2 separate regions of the Homo sapiens genome follow, and region 1 is linked to region 2. A link is a loop called in an ENCODE intact Hi-C map of the cell type or tissue named here. Cell type or tissue: B cell. All regions are shown on one strand. Each heading gives the region's core, and the rest is flanking DNA. Links, peaks and the distances in the headings are about the cores only.

Region 1 (8,811 bases), core at 637-8,636, 54 kb after region 2:
GAGTAGAATTATGATGACAGTGTTGCCTGTGTAAAGTCTTATAGTAAGTATATCTCCAATTATCTTTTAGAAAAAAATTGTTTGGTGTCTACTTATGTCCAATTCATGATGAAATTGCAAGAATAGCCATGGAATAAAACAAAAGGGTACAGGAGTATAGAGAAAATGGCGATAGACTTGTCGTAAACAGAGTTCTGTTCTACCCCGAAGGATGTGAAGTAGACCCAGGGCTGCTCTGAGGGAGTGCTGGGCATGAACCTCCCTGCAGAGGAATGGCTGTCCTGACCACAGTTACTGTTACTGCAGATGCAGACGGGAACAAAATAACGCTCTGGAAAAAAAATAAGATGATTTAGATCATCACAGGAAATCCCTACTTTTAGAGTTAGTGTGTTTCCGAAGACCATATCTGAAGCAGATTGCTGTGAGGGAAAATCCTGAGTGTGCATGATCTCTATCCTAATTAGGAGCAAACTTGATCTGTTCCGACAGACATCAGTTGCATAAGTGGGTTAAGTGGCAAGAAATAAAGTCTAGTTCTTTATTAGGTAAGTGTCAAATAGAGTTCTGAAGTAGCAAACAAAAAAACCTTAGTAACAACAGGAAGCAGTTTTCAGCCTTTGTTGCAGTGCCATCAGTTGTGAAGTTTGTGGACAATAATTCATTACCAGTAATAAGGCACCAAAATTTGTAAAATATTTTTCTTTTAAAAATAGACCATAACAGGCCAGACATGGTAGCTCATTCCTGTAATTCCAGCACCAGCCGAGGCAGGTGGATCACTTGAGCCCAGGCGTTCGAGATCAGCCTGGGCAACATGGTGAAACCTCATCTCTACCAAAAATAAAAAAAAAATTAGCCAGTCTCAAAAGCTTGTCTCAAAATAAATTGAATAGATTGAAATGAAAATTAAATTTAAAAAGACTAAACCGATACATAGTCTTGTTATAATTTTGTTACCATTGCAGTGTATTCATTTTACTTGGCTTCCTTCTTTTTCTTTTTTTTTTTTTAATTTTTAATTTTTGTTTCTTTTGAGACAGAATCTTGCTCTGTTGCCCAGGCTGGAGTGCAGTGGCATGATCTTGGCTTGCTGCAACCTCCCTCTCCCGGGTTCAAGTGATTCTACTGCCTCAGCCTCCAGAGTAGCTGGGACTACAGGTGCGCACCACCATGCCCAGCTCATTTTTGTATTTTTTAAGTAGAGACGGGGTTTCACCATGTTGGCCAGGCTGGTCTAGAACTCTTGGCCTCAAATGATCTGCCTGCCTTGTCCTCCCAAAGTGCTGGGATTATAGGTGTGAGCCACCACGCCCAGCGACCCTTTTTTTTTTTCTTTTAATAACCTTGTATTCTTTGTAGAGATGGAAAGAAATAGCGGGACTGGGGAGGGGGAGTGCCACCACAACTAGGTGCTGGCAACTGGTCATGCTCCAAATCTGTCTTATATAGTGACTATTACAACCTATAGTGACTATTACTAAGCAAGCCCTAATAGTGAATACTGGGCAGATAATTTTCCTCCCAACTGATTTTAAAATTTTGGTCCCGTCTTGTCAGTTTATGCCCAGGGAAGTATATAGCAAACATAAATGTCGTTTATTATGTGTGTCAGAGTAAAAAAGGTTTCAGATTAGACAATGGTGGAACCCACCTTGCCATTGATGGTTTCTTTACATGTCGTGTTTGTGGTCATTGAGGATATACATGAAAATAAAAGACAGTTGACAATATTTTGGGACCTGTGAATTGGAGAAACCAGTTCCCAACTTCAGAGCAGTTTATTCATTTGTTTATTCATTTATTCAATAGATACACTTTTGAAGCTGGGGCTACAGCAATGAACAGTCTCTGCCATCATGATGGAACTTATGGTTTAGTAAGGGAAACAGACAAATAAATGATATGCAATATTTCAGATAATGGTCAGTGCAATGAAGAAAAATAAAGCCAAGGTATGGAGCCGAGCACAGTGGCTCACATCTGTAATCCCAGCACTTTGGGAGGCCGAGGTGGGTGGATTGCTTGAGCTTAGGAGTTCGAGATGGCCTGGGAAATGTTGCGAGACCCCCATCTCTATGAAAAGTTAAAAAATTAGCTGGGCGTGGTAGTGCGCCAGTATAGTCCCAGCTACTTGGGAGGCTGAGGCGGGAGGATCACTTGAGCCCCTGGAGATCGAGCTGGAGTGAGCTTTGATCACGCCCCCGCTCTCCATCCTGGGTGACAAAGTGAGTGGTGTCTCCTAAAAAAAAAAGGTATGGAGATTCTGGAGTGGTGCCAGTGGAGTACAGTTTCAGAGAGGGATGGTCAGGGACAGCCTTTCTGCTGAGGTATATCAAGCTCCAAGTGAAAGGAGGGACAAACCATGGGGAAAGCCAGAGAGTGAAGGGCTTGGCATCAGCAGGCTGGAAGTTCCTCCATCTCACTAGTTAGGTGACCTTAGAGAGGTGGCCTTGTAGCATGGCATTCGTATTTGGGACTTGGGAAAAGCATTGTGGTAAACAGCAAAGCATTACCTAAACTTCACATTTCAGTACAGTGTAACAAGGGAGAGCAAACTAAAGAGACACAGAAGAGTCTTTTTTTTTTTTTAAGATGGAGTTTCATTCTTGTTGCCCAGGCTGGAGTATAATGGCGCGGTCTTGGCTCACTGCAACCTCCGCCTCCCGGGTTCAAGTGATTCTTCTGCCTCAGCCTCCTGAGTAGCTGGGATTACAGGCACCATGCCTGGCTAATTTTTTTTTTTTTTTTTTTTTTTTTGTATTTTTAGTAGAGCCGAGGTTTCACCATGTTGGCCAGGCTGGTCTCGAACTCCTGACCTCAGGTGATCTGCCCACCTCGGCCTCCCAAAGTGTGGGGATTACAAGCGTAAGCCACCGTGCCCAGCCAGTATTCATCTTTGCTTGCTTTTGTAGTATTATTCATTTAAGATTTTGTATTTGTTTATGCTTTTCTTTCTCCAACATCTTTTTCTTTTCATTTAGTTTGAGTTTTCCTTTTATTAAATAGTTGCAGGCCTTTTGGCTCTCAGTGGAGGCATTTTCTACTCTGTTCCTGTACTCCCTGATTAATTCATTCTTTAAAAAAATCCTCTAAGATTAATATTCATCATGGGGGCTCAGAAAATGAAAGTCTTTTATAGAGTAATTCTAAACTCCAGAATAATTCATTTGTTCTGATGCTTATTAAGGACTTGAAGTTGTTTGTTTGCTCTTTCTGTTTTTATAGCCAAATAAAATTTTGCAATACTCATAATAATATTTGAGTAGAACTTTGTAGTTTACAAAATACTTTCCACACTCACTCACATTTGAACTTTAACAACCCGAGAGCTAGACAACACAGACACTATTGTGCACTTTTACAGATGAGGAAACCTGAGGCTTAGAGAGCAGCGTTTAAATCTGGGTCTTTCTGTGGTGCAAATATGAACATATGAATGAAAAATGCTGAACTGTTTTGTTTTTAACACTTGGGATTACTAAAATGGTATGTTTTTTTAAGCAGTCTCATGAAAGATGTAGATGACTTAAGAAGTATGGATCTATAGGGGATTATGGAGAGAGAGGGTTATATGTCCCTGATCATTGTGAACAGATACCATGGAAATGGCTTACAAAACCCCTTTTTGTGTCATTGTCAGGAGGAGGATATGAATCTAAATACTCCTGGCTCTGATTTTGTGCAGGAATTTTCATTTATTTTTGTCCAGTTACTTAGACTAAGGCTAACAAATATATAGTTTCCTTCTGGGCAGAAACAGAAGTAATCACAAAGTAAAATAAAGCTTCTTAAAAATGCATTGTCCTAGATTTAAAGAATGTTTCCTTAGAAAATGCTATCTTATTTTGAGATCAAAGGTCTTGAAGACTCTTAAAATTTCTAAAGTATTATAGAATCAATAAAAATTAGAACTGGGAAAGTCCTTAGAGATTAACTCTAGAACCGTTAAAATATTTGATCTGGAAGGAACCTTTGAAGAGTCCCAGATCCCCAAATTGTGTGAGGTGAAATTGTATACTGTTGTGTCCTCAGCATCCTGATGGGGCCCATCCAGTCTCTCCATGGCCTCTTGATTATAGGGGCCTCTTATTGCCTCAAGAATAATCCATTCCACAAATACTGTATGATTTCACTTATATGCGATAGCTAGAATAATCAAATGCATAGAGACAGAAAGTAGAATGGTGTTTTCCTGGGCTGGGGGAAGAGAATATGGGAAATTATTGTTTAATGGATACAGAGTTTCAGTTTTGCAAGTTGAAAAGAGTTCTGGAGATAAATGGTGGTAATGGTTGCACAGTATTGTGAACTTACTTAATGCCATTTGAACCACAATTAAAAAAATAAAAACTAAGCAAATGAAGCGGAAAAAAAAAAGAATCCATTCCATTGCTGGACAGCTGTTGGAAAGGCTCTCTATGATGACTCCTATTGGTGTAAGTTTTGTACTCTGTAACCACAAGAACGAATCTAACCCTTTCACCTGGATGAAGACACCCAGCGAGTCCACCCCAGTCTTTTAAAGCTAAGTAGCCTTTGTTCCTTCACTAGGTCATAATATTTTGTTTTGTTTTGCTTATACTTTGTTTGAATCATGATCAAGATATGGTTCACACATTGTGATTGGCTGATACGCCCTTTAAATGTCTATTAATCTAGCGATTCTTCTGTATCTATTTTTTGCTCGCCTATTCACTTGGTCTCCTGTTTAATTTGTTGAAGAAACTGGGCCATTTTTTCCGTAGTGTTTTGGTACTAGCATCTCCCCGCTCTATAGATTAACATATTCCTCTGTCCTCTGTATTTCCTCTGAGTCGGTAATGGGCTTGAGAGACCTTGATTTATAAATGTTTGTAGTCCAACTACTGTCATCCTTTGGCATCTGTGGGGGATTGGGTACAGGACCCCTCCCTCACCCCTCTACCACCACTGATACCAAATTCCATGGATGCTCAAGTCCCTTATGTAAAATGGTGCAGTATTTGTGTATAACCTATGTACATTCTCCCATATACTTTAAATCATTTCTAGATTACTTACAATAACTAATACAATATAAATGCTATGTGAATCATTCTATTGTCTAGGGGATAATGAGAAGAAAAAAACATATATGTTCAGTACAGACAAAACCATCCTTTTTCTTTTCAAATATTTTGCATTCATGGTTGGTTGAATCCACGGATATTAATCCCGCAGATATAGAGGGCCTACTGAAAATAATGATTCAGTTTAGATCTTTTTTGAGAGTAAAGGGACACAATTTTATCCCCCCCCCCCCAACTTTTTGTTTGGAAAAGTTGTAAAGATGAGGAAAAATTATAGAATGAACACCCATATGCCTTTTACATAGAATAATGTAATGAACACCTATATGCCTTTTACATAGACTCCCCAACTGTTAACATTGTGTCATGTTTACTCTCTCTCTCTGTGCACATTAACATACGAACACCCTTAGGTTTGTTTTTTTCTGAATCATTGGAGAGTAAGTTACTCTCCAATCATAACACTTTACTCCTAAATTTCAACATAAAGACATCATAACACTTTACTCCTATATTTCAACATATATCTGCTAAAAACGAAGATATTCTCCTACATAATCAGAATTATGTTCACTCAAGAAATTTATATTATATCTAGTTTATATATTGCCTAATTCTGAGTATACATTACCCTAATTATCCCAATAATATCCTTCATAGCTGTGGATATTTTGTAAAAGTCCAGAATCCAACCACGGATCACAGATTATATTTATATTTAGTTTTCATGCCTGTTTAGTCACCTTAATTGGTCCTGCCCCCTGCCTCCCTTCTTTTGAGAAACAGGGTCTTGCTCTGCCACCCAGGCTGGAGTGCAGTGGTGCAATCACGACTCATTGCAGCCTCAACTTCCTCAGCTCAAGCCGTCCTCCCACCTCAACTCCCCAAGTAGCTGGGACCACAGGCATGCGCCACCATGCCTGCCTAATTTTTTTATTTTGTAGAGCTGGGGTCTCCCCGTGTTGCCCAGGTTGGTCCTGCCCTTTTTTGGGTATTATATGACATTTTTTCAAGAGTACAGAAAAGTTGTTACAGAGAATATCCCCCAATTTGGATTTGCCTGATTGTTTCTTTATGATTGGACTCAGGATAAATGTTTCTGGCAAGAATACTATATAGGTGGTGCTCAGTCCTTTAGGATAGGCACTTGGAAGGCACATGATGTCACTTTGTCCCATACTTGTTTATAAAGTGTCCACCAGATTTCTCCATTGTAAAGGTACCTTTTCCCCATGGTAATTAATACATAATCCATGGTGTTTAGTGGTTACCTTTTTAATAGTTTTAAAAACCATATGCCATTGGTCATGGGAGAAATTGTATGGAATAGATTATGAACACATTAGTAAAGAGTTATTGCCACTGATGGAAAGATAATTTTAGACATTTGTTATTCTGAGGAATGGAGGGGAGGTAGCAAAGTAAGAAATGGGCTCTCATGAAGACAGACTTGTGTTTGAGTACAGCTCTACACCTGAACCTATGCAACCTTAAAAATGTTACTTAACTTCTTAGATGCTCAATTTCTTTTCTAAAATAGAGATAATACTCATACCGGGCAAGATTGTTAAGATGATTAAATGAGATAGTGCAGGAGCAGCCTGTAGCCTAGCAGCTGCCCCAGGGCCATTGCATGGGAGACAAGGAGATCCTTCCAGAGCACAGTTTGCTGGATGTATTCATCTTTAGACTTATTCATGAGCCTTCCTTCTTGGGATTAGTTTAAAATATTCAGGCATGTTGTTGGGAAAATGTGATCAACAGGTTAGGTGCCTTTGTGAAATTTCAAAGAAAGGAATTAAGAATTTGGAGATTTTTGGTATCATTTTCAGACATCTTAAATATAACTTACCTGTAGTAGATTTGTATAGAATCAAATTGCCATTTACTCAGACCTTTTTCTGACTGGAATCCATTTTACTTTATTATAAGGGATTTTTTTAAACACAGTTTATATGTAGTCTGATTGAGAACAGTGAATCATAATAATCCTGTGACCCATTTACATGCGTTACTGTAAAAGTTTCATTTCGTACAAGTGACAATTTTTAAAAGTTAATTAGACTTGGCTACACGGAGGTTAGCAAAAAGTGCTTTGAATTATCAATAATTCAGCAGGGCAGACATTTCTGTATAATGCAGTGGTTTTATAGAGTATTGTGAGATAGTTATCCTTAAAATAAATGGTTGTGAGCATACATCAGCATGGCGGGGTTCGCTTGAATGTAGCGTGAAGTGATAACATCTATGCTTTCTATTATTGGACAGAGCGCGGGACATCAGTCTTTCTGGCCATGAACTACTAGCAACCTTTGTCCTTTGTGTTACCTTTAGTTAAAAACGAAAAATGAGCATGAATGCTGGCTGATGGCCATGTCTCTCTCACAGCTAAAAATTCATCTGGGAAAGAAAAATGGGTTTGGAGATTTGGATTTGTTTCATTGCATGAATGATATGTGACATTCTGTAAATTATTTATCAGTGCAAGGATGACAGCAGTAGCTTGAACATTGTTATATCAAATGAAAGCAGGAATCCCGTTAGTAAGAGGACCGGGTTTTAGCTCAAATCTATCAGGGGAATGTTGTCACTTTAAAGCCAGATTGTTCTTTTAATTGCTATTTAAAGGAACAAAAGTGTTCCCAAGGTACTGCAGTTGAGCAGTTGCAAGTAATAACTATGGATCCATAATTATGCAGTGCTGATTATCTGGCATTTAAAAAACTGTGGCTACAGTCAGTGACCAATTTGTTATAGCTTGTCTCTTTTCGTTTTTCTAGTACAGAATGTTTTATAATCTACTTTTTAACTGGGGCTACAGAAATACATTTGCATAGCTACCTCAGAACGTAAAGCCTGTGCATATTATAAGAACAAATTAAGCTGAAAGTAAAGGGAAGATAATGAATGCCCTTGTAAGATGAGATTTGCAGTCATATTAAACAATTTGTGAATGTTTGGTCATGAGATGGTTTTTTGTTTTTGATGACATGTTGTCCCAAGGAACTAAGGCATTTGTTGGAATCATTATAACCATTGATTTTTTTTGTTCTTAACTAGCATATATTTCCTTCATGTATTCAGTTAGCAGATATATTTTGAGTGCCTACTATGCACCAGGAAATGCATTAGGCATTTGGGCTAGAGTGGCTGAACAAATGAAGTTTATTCTATGCTGATGTATATTTAGAGAGTTAGACCTAGCAAAATCTTGTTTTTAATTTACATTTAAAAACATTTGTGATTATGTTGGGTGTTCTTGCTCTGAATTTTTGATTCATGAGATTCAAATATAGAGACATCATAGTAACATTCAGATGGCTAGCAGACAACATGTGTGAAGGCTTGGAATATGCGGTAAAATTACAGTTTTCGTAGTTTTGGCTGTTGAAAATAATGTGACCAGATCTGTAGGCACTGTCAGCTATTCCTATGGATGGGAATACTAGCATTGCTGATAGTAGTAAATAACAATGGAAATACTAAAATGTATGTAGATTTATACATTGTTAAAAGCAATTTTCATACGAGAGTTAAAGGGTGCTAGGGGACTAGACAAATGTTTTGTTGTTTCTTATATAAAGTGGGAATGTCAGGCCGGGCTCGGTGGCTCACGCCTGTAATCCCAGCACTTTGGGAGGCTGAGGCGGGCGGATCATGAGGTCAGAAGATCGAGACCATCCTGACCAACATGGTGAAACCCCATCTCTACTAAAAATATAAAAATTAGCCGGGTTTGGTGGCACGCGCCTGTAGTCCC
Region 2 (8,811 bases), core at 770-8,769:
ACCTTCACTTCCCGGGTTCAAGCGATTCTCGTGCCCCAGCCACCTGCGTAGCTGGGACTACAGGTGTGAGCTACCATGCCTAGCTAATTTTTGTATTTTTAATAAAGATGAAGTTTCACCGTGTTGGCCAGGCTGGTCTCGAACTCTTGGGATTCGAGTGCTGGGATTATAGGCATGAGCCACCATGCCTGGCCCTTAATCTTGTTCCTATCAATCTTTCCAGCTTTACCTTCCCCAGCATGACTTCCTCTTATCCCCTTCCTATGTCCAAAGATTCCCTAAAAATATTCTAGCTCTGTACCATTCCACACACTGCTTTTTTGTTGTTGTTGTTGTTGTTGTTTTTTTTTGCCTGAAATATGGGATATGTACCTTTCCCTCTTGTTTAACCTTGTTTTTCAGACTCCTTCTTTTTCTTTTCCTTTAAAGACTCAGCCCAGATGTGAAAATGTTCCAGTCAGCCAGTCAGCTGCTTTTCTCTCCTATAGCCTCTTAGGTACAGCCCAGGTTAGCACACTTGTCTGAAAGTATTGTGAGGACTTTTATAAACCCCCTCTCTCCAGGACCATATGCTGCTAGATCACCTAGCTTAGCTTTGCCTTTTTATTCCTCTTTGTCATGGGCCTACCATAATATCTAGTCCATAATATTTGTGTACTTTAGTTTTTTATTTATTTATTTATTTTTGAGATGGTGGTCTTACTCCATCACCCAGGCTGGAGTACAGTGGCACGGGATCTCGGCTCACTGCAACCCCCGCCTCCTGGGTTCAAGCTATTCTCCTGCCTTAGCCTCTGAGTAGCCGGGACTACAGGACACGCCACCACGCCCAGCTAATTTTTGTATTTTTAGTAGAGATGGGGTTTCACTATTTTGGCCAGGCTGGTCTCAAACTCCTGACCTCAAGTGATCCACCTGCCTTGGCCTCCCAAAGTGCTGGGATTACAGGCATGAGCCACAACACCCGGCCTATTTGTGTACTTTAAACGATTATGGGTAGAAAGAAAGAGCAAATGCCTTTTTAGAAATAAGATAACAGAACTTTTTACCAATTGTGCTTCCAAATATGCTTTCTCTTCTAATTTTATCTGCTAAGATTTTGGCAGCTAATTGTAGATTTTATGAACTTACATTGGGTTGCCTTTGTCTTCTGTTATAAAAGCAATAATTAGAGGAAATGATCCTTTTGAGAGGTTGTTTAATGAATTCTGCTTGTTTTAAATGTGCTGCTTTAAATCTTATTTCACGTAAACTGTACTAATGCCCAAATTATCTCACCCTAGATCAGCATTGAACCAAAGTATTATGATGATTAATTTCCTTCTGTTAAATCCCTTATAGTCTTTTCTTTGGTGTGTGTGTGGGGTCAACAATCAAAGAAAGAATTTATTGACTTTACATTTAATATGGTTTACTCTACTTGATTATATTGTTCAAGTGTGAATTTGTGTATGGTATAAGATTATGCCATACTGGGATTCTATTTTCTGTTAAACAAATAGCTTTGTGTTTTATTAACTGCCAGTGTTTAAATTTAATGGTTTAAGATTTCAGAGAGCCCTTTTTGTAAGTATTTGAAAGTTTTTATTATAATCCTGAGCCTAACCTTCTTCTGGTTTCACTGCATCCTTCTCCAGCCTTGAAACAAGCCCTGGCACAGACGCAAATCCTGGCGTGCACCACCTCTTCCTCTCCCCCGCTCCCCACTCTAACATGACAAGAAGTGTCTGTCCCAGAAGTAATCTGATTGTGCACCTAGAGTACCTGTTTTCTGCCTGGGGAAGAATGCACACTGCTGGACCTAGAGCGGTGGCAAAAGTGCCCTCTCCACTGTGGGGGCCACAGTGGTAGGCACAACCCTTATCCCTCAGCCCCATTAGTTAATTAAGTCATTTTACCTGCATTAAACTTTACGGGCAGAGAAAATTCAGTAAGTCACCACTACCAGGTGACTTTCTTTTTTATGTTACCCCCTAGCAAGGCATGTAGTTTGCATCCTACAGAATATAAAAGATGGGGCCAGCATCTATTCTGTGTCTTAGCAGTGAACTTCATCCAATAGATACTTGATTTTTAAATACTTTCACCTTGTGTCATGATTAAATCACTAAACAGGAAGTTTCAGCTTTTCTTTAAAGAAGTACATCCTATTAAAAATTTAAATGTCTTCATAACTGCTTACGCTCAGTAAATGAACACTAGGAATCTATAAACAGGAATCTATGGCTCTAAAAATTGAAATTTTGGGGGCTGTTTCATTCTTTAGAACTTGAAAACGCCATAGGCAATTAGCTATAATTCATTTGCAGATTATTTTTGCCATGTTAAATTAGGAATTTTAGCCATAGCAAGCATAACAGACAAGCACACTTTTAAATTATTTTGTTCAGCAAAACACCATAGGCCCTTATATGTGTTTGCTGGAATTTTTCTTTGTCAACAATAAATCTATATGTTTCTTTAGTTAAAAAAAAAACAGCAACAAAGTGTTTATTGTAGAATGTTTACTTTTTAAACAAACGTGAAAGGCATTGGTACAAAAAGGGAAAAGCACCTAGGATTTGGATCCTCAGTGGGTCCAGGAGTACAGCTTCCTTGTTCTGCAGTTACTGGAGGCAGTGTGGTGAGGGGAAGGATGTGGGCTTTGGACTGAGCTGCTGCTTCTACCTGTGCTATGACTTTGCACAAGTTAGGAGTAGCCTTTTTGAGCTTTGTTTTCTCCTTAGAAGATGACTAAGATCATGTTTGCACATAGCACATGACACAAACTCATGATACTGGTTTTGTTTTTTCTAACATTGTCTCAGTGGGTCTTCACTGCCTTCTTTCTACAATTTTTTTTTTTTAAGGGAATAGGGTCTTACTCTGTTGCTCAAGGCTGGAGCGCAGTGGCTGATCATTGCTCACCATAGCCTCAAATTCCTATTCACTGCCCTCTTATATAGTGGATAATGTGGGCGTTAGTCTCATGCAGTTAAGAGAACAGGTTCAAAAGAAGTTTTGAACTGTCTGTTTTATTTTCACAAGGCCAGTCAGTGACAGAGAAAGAACTTCCACTTGGGTGTCCTGGCTCTGTGTCCCATGGTTTTCCTACTGAAATACTATTACTGTGCTATAGCAGAAGAAAGAAGGCTAAGACAGTTCTGTGCTTACAGTCACCTTCAGTTTCAAATGTAATCATATCCTGGGGGAGGGGAAATGAAACTTTGAGTTTCATCTCCCAAATCATTCCTTTATTTAGAATCAACCGGCTGGGCACGGTGGCTCATTCCTGTAATCCTAGCACTCTGGGAGGCTGAGGTGGGTGGATCACTTGAGGTCAGGAGTTCAAAACCAGCCTGGCCAACATGGTGAAACCCCCGTCTGTACTAAAAATACAAAAAAAAAAAAAAATAGCCGAGCATGGTGGCAGGCACCTGTAATCTCAGCTACTTGGGAGGCTGAGGCAAGAAAGTTGCTTGAACCCAAGAGGCGGAGGTTGCAGTGAGCTGAGATTGCGCCACTGCACTCCAGCCTGGGTGACAGAGCAGTACTCCATCTCAAAAAAAAAAAATAGTATCAATGAATTCAAAGAAATAAAATGTTTTTCATGTACTCATGGAAACAACTATTTCTAAAATTCTAAATGAATTATTATTATTATTATTATTATTATTATTATTATTATTATTTGAGACGGAGTTTCTTTCTTGTCAGTCAGGCTAGAATGCAATGGCGCGATCTCGGCTCATGCAACTTCTGCCTCTTGGGTTCAAGGGATTCTCCTGCCTCACCCTCCCCAGTAGCTGGGATTACAGGCGCCTGCCACCATGCCTGGCTAATTTTGTATATTTTTAGTAGAGATGGGGTTTCACCACGTTGGCCAGGCTGGTCTCGAACTCCTGACCTCTGGTGATCCACCCACCTTAGCCTGTCAAAGTGCTGGGATTACAGGCATGAGCCACCGCGCCCGACCTCTAAATGAATTTTTAAAACTCCAGCATCTCACAAATGGTTCTTGAATAATTTTTCCTTAGCCTGCAGTGTTTAAGTTGGGTTTTGAAGGTTTTGTTACTCAATAGTCACCCTTTTTTGGGTGTAAGTTTGTCCTCTACTCCTGAGTAAGTAAGTGACCTTAGGGCAGTATTACCATGAAACAGATCTCACAAATAACATTGATACCAACATCATTATTTTTGGTCAAATGTTAAATAGTTAAAATTTGTCATCCTAGTCTATATTGAACTAATTTGAAATACCTTATATTTAAGCAAACTTTATTGTTTTTAACATAGCAAAACAATTAATAAAACTTTAAATCAATTACACATGAAACAGTAAGAAAGCAGTGCAAGATTAAAATCTCTAGGTAAGTGTTCTATAGTGTATAAGTAAGTTCTGTAGAACTTCAGAAAAAAGAGAGGTCAGTAGGATTCTTAGAGCAAAGTGTGATTTTATCTGTACTTTGGGTCAGAATAACTTTTCTGATTTTTTTTATTACTAACATACCTAAACACAGATAATGTTAACATTAATTAAGTGACCTTAGGGCAGTATCACAATGAAACATCTCACAAGTAACATTGATACTAACACAATTATTTTTAGTCAAATGTTAAATATTTAAAATTTGTCATCCTTGTCTATATTGAACTAATTTAAAATATCTTATTGAAATATATTATTAATTAATTCATATCAGACTTAGCTAGAGACACCTAATGTTCAAAACAGAAAGTAGAGGTGGATTGGGCCCAGTTGGCTCCAGTTGCTCAGAGGATGTGGTCAGTGCTGTTTTTGTACATCTTGAGCTCTGCTCACTCTGTCTGCGAGTAGGTTTTGCGTTTTGCTTGTTGGCTGTCTTGTTGGGGGTGGGAAAATGGCTGCCCATACCTTCTGCCAGGTGGGCAACCCCAAAGACTTTTCTTTTCCAGCGCACGTGTAGGAGCAGCCTGTTGGAGGCATGTGCCCATGCTTTAGACTGTCACCCAGGTCATGAGGACTGTGGTTTGAAGAGTGTGCTCACTCAACTGGCTAGGGGGTGAGGGCACTGTGTTTGACAACTGTCAAGGACTAGCGAGGTTCCCAGATGAAAGGGGGTGATATACCAGAAGAAGAGGCATGGGTGGGAAATGTGCATAGCAGTCCCAGCCAATAGCTATCACTGCCTACCACATAGTGCTACAAAACAGCGTAAGAATTATTCATTGAGTGCAAATGTTGGGGGAGTGGGGGTTAAACAGAGACCTATTCTAAGTGATTCTTGACTGTTTGTCCAGGTGTCATTCCTTGTTATAGGAGTTTTAAAAGCAGAAAATTCTCAACTGCTCATTCACCTAATACTCCATGAAAGTATATATTCTTGAGTGTCCTAAGTGTGTGTCCTTTGAAATGTTTATATATATAAAAGATATTTTAAGTATAAAATCTTAAATATCTTTTACACTTAAAATATCTTTTATATTTTATATTTGTGCTTTTATAAGTTAAAAAATGTGATCACCATGACCCTCTACTTGGATGTGACAACCCTCCATTTTATAAAATAATTACCGTTGAATCAAAATTTTTGCTCAACGTATGCTATCCAGTTACCTGTCAAAGCCAACTGAATGAATGATGAAAAGGTTCAGATCAAAAGCAACTGGCTTAACTTCACGGAGGTTTTCATGCTTTAATTTAAAATGTGTCTATGTCTAACTGATTATCTCTCACATTTTATAAAGAAATATTGACGTTCTGTAAAGTATGTAGTGACCTCACTTCTGGCTGTGTGGGCAGGTTTCACTGCAGGCCTCTGAAGCATTGATATTCCTGTAACCTTTGAGGCAAGATGTGTGTGTAGTGTATTAATGAGCTGATTGAAGTGATGTACAGTAATTTCATCCTTGGGTAAAAACAGATGTGAAAGATTCTGTTTTAATATTTAATCAGCCTCCAAGCCTCTGTTGGCTTGTTTAAGTTGACCTGACAGCATTATACCTGGAAACACTTTGAATTAAACTCTGAGTGCTTGACCTTGTTCAAACAGTTGTAATTTAATAAGGCTGCTGTCTTGGTGGAGATAGTGTCGCTAATAGGCAAATCCTCTTCTGACTGGGATTGTTCTGTTTGTGAGTGCTGGGGTTGGAGAGATTCAGAGATTCTCATCAGTTTGTGGGGAGGAACTGGGATTTGAAGAAGTAAAAACAAATCTAAATTAAGAAAGTGTCTTTTAGAAGATCTTTAAAAACTTTTATTTTAATTTTTAGACATATAGAAGTAATGTTTTTAATGTCATTTTGATTAGGCTCATTTTGGTTGAAAGGAATGGAAAATCATTTGTTAAAAAGAGAGCTGGAAACTTGTCAGAAATCAAAGAAGTGCTAGGAGGACTGCATACTCACTCTGGCTCTCCTTGTCCTCCTGTCCACCCATCCCTCCACCCACCCATCCGTCCCTGCTTTTCTCTGTCTCTGTCTTGGGCGTCCTCTGCACGATAGCCTGTCTGCTCTCTCCTTTCTTCTGTTGGCTCCCTCAATCTCTGTTTCGTGTACTTCTCTCTAGCCCATAGCTCCTCTTTACTAATCATTTCTGTTCTCTCATGCCATCAGTTTGCAGGGGCTCTTGGTAGTTTCAGCTCTCTTGTATCCTTTCAGCTCTAAGTCTTGCTGTCAACAAGTTTGTTTCCTTGTTCACGTTCCAGTTAGCTGGGTCTGAATGGCTCTCCTGATCTTTTTTGTGCCATATCCAAATTGCCCATGCTTTCCAAAGCAGGGGGAGCTGTGGACAAGACAGTTTTTGGCTTGAAGGAAAGATTAGTTGGGGCAAATACCATGATTTGCCCAATATAAATGCGTGTAGATATATATTTTCTGGTTCTAAGAGTACCATATGCTTACTGGGGAAAAATGAGAAAATTTAAAAAACTAATAAAAATACAGTTAAAATCTCCTGTAAACCGACTATTCAAATAGCTAAACTACTTTGGTGTATTTCCTCTGATTTTTTTTGCTTGTTTATACATAAACATAATATACACAGTAAACATCCCAAAATTTTAGAATCATAGTGGTAACATTTTAAAGATCTTCATATCTACTTGTTACCAGTGGCATCTGTAGGAATACTCTGGCTGTCAGGCCTACGTTAAAAACTGTGGTAATTTGGTGTGAATCTTTTATTAATTCTTTCCTTTTGACTAATATTAAGTGTGGCATCATTAATCATGTTATATTATCTTCACTTTGGCTTGCATTACTTATCAACTCCTTTGAGAAGAGTTAATATTATTTTCATATTTCACAGTACTTGACATATTGTCTCATACTTAGTAGATGTTCAGTATTTGGTCTATAGTTTCTGCTTAATTTTTATGAAACTTGATTTCTGTGAGTGGGCAAAATACATTCATAAGGTTCCAGCTCAGAAGAAGGAAAAAGTAACAATGTATAGCACTAAGAATATTGGAAAACAACGGGGAAATATGCTAATTGCTTTTAAACGAACAGGGATTTTGGCAGTATTGTGGTATATGAAGGGTCTCCTGTAGGAAGCTGACTGGCTCTTCTCTTTTAGGAGCCCTCCCAGGGTGGCATTCATTACCTTGTCGGATTGCCATGGTCCAGTGTGGGTAGCAGAATCCTGAGAGACCCCCAGTGACCCTGCCCTTTGTATTATATCTTCCCCTTTGAGTATAGGTGGAACCTATGCATGTTTGAGATATCACCCATGATTCTACTACCTTGCTTGGCAGAGGGAGACTATCCAGGTGGGCTGATCTAATCACACAAGCCCCTTAGAAACCATATTCTCCAGCAGGTGGGAAGAAAGAGTGATCTGAAGCATGAATAGGATTTGATGTTGACTGCGAAGATGAAAGGGACCATGTGCCAAGCAATGTGGGTAGCTTCTAGAAACTGAGCATGGTCCCCAGCTGGCAGCCAGCAAAGAAACAGGGACCTCAGTCCTACAACCGCTAGGAACCGAATTATTCTAACAACCTAAACGAGCTTGGAGGTGAATTTTTCCTAAGAGCTCATGGATAAGAGCAGAGTCTGGCTGACACCTTGATTTTGGCTCTGTGAGACCCTAAGCAGAGAACCCAGCTGAGCCTGACTGGATTTCTGACCCACTCAGCTGTGAGCTCATGAATGGGTGTTGTTTTAAGCCACTGTTTGTGGCAGTAAGACTAATATAGTCCAGGGTCTGGCTAATTCTTAGCTTTGTCAGATTTTAACTTGATTTTCTGTGGATATCAAGGGTGGAGCTGTCTCTCAGGGGTAGACTTACAGGAGCCTAGCTGAAGAAACTGGTGTATGGAATCAGGAGGCCAGCATATTTATTTGTTTATTTACCTGAAAAGTAAATGTTCCAGGGACTGAGATACTCCATGTGGATGGTCAGTACATTATCTCCCTTAAGGCAGACCTGTGTAGGAGGCCAGGTGTGTATTAGTGAGCATGGCATCCAAACCATGAGTTAGATGAGCACAGTTTCCATGGCATCAAACACCTGTCTCACAACAAGGATGGCCTTCTCTATGTCTGGACAATGTTTAGATGGGTACTGCCAGCTTCTCTGGAGACTCACTGTATTAGTTTTCAATTACAGTGTAACACATAACCACAAGTTAGCAGCTTAAAACAATGAAAGTATATTATCTCACAGTTTCTATGAGTCCAGGCACAGGTAACTGGGTCCCCTGCTCAAGGACTCACCAGGCTGAAATCAAAATGTCAGCAGGGATGTGGTCTCATAAGCTCACTGGTTGTTGGTGGAATTCAGTGCCTTATGGTTGTAAGACTGAGGTCCTCTTCTCCCAGAGGCTGCCCTGCCACATGGCCCTCTCTA

Evidence for each region. Hi-C counts contacts between places; a loop is a spot of excess contacts. Peaks named below come from ENCODE experiments on the same cell type or tissue, not always from the same donor. Only the 100,000 strongest peaks of a DNase experiment are listed, where the experiment ranks them.
Region 1: a loop joins it to region 2, with 1.8 times the contacts of the local background. A loop is called at or near these places in 3 of 110 quality-filtered maps.

What each region holds. Positions count from the first base shown.
Region 1 is chr10:74,950,112-74,958,922 of GRCh38, forward strand. All of the region lies in intron 3 of KAT6B (lysine acetyltransferase 6B), which reads left to right. Among named protein-coding and RNA genes, the nearest start is that of SNORD172, 67 kb to the right of the region's middle. In B cell, for the core only: no CTCF peak of the experiment used is centred there; no DNase peak of the experiment used is centred there.
Region 2 is chr10:74,895,620-74,904,430 of GRCh38, forward strand. All of the region lies in intron 3 of KAT6B (lysine acetyltransferase 6B), which reads left to right. Among named protein-coding and RNA genes, the nearest start is that of KAT6B, 73 kb to the left of the region's middle. In B cell, for the core only: no CTCF peak of the experiment used is centred there; a DNase peak (open chromatin) is centred at 4,930.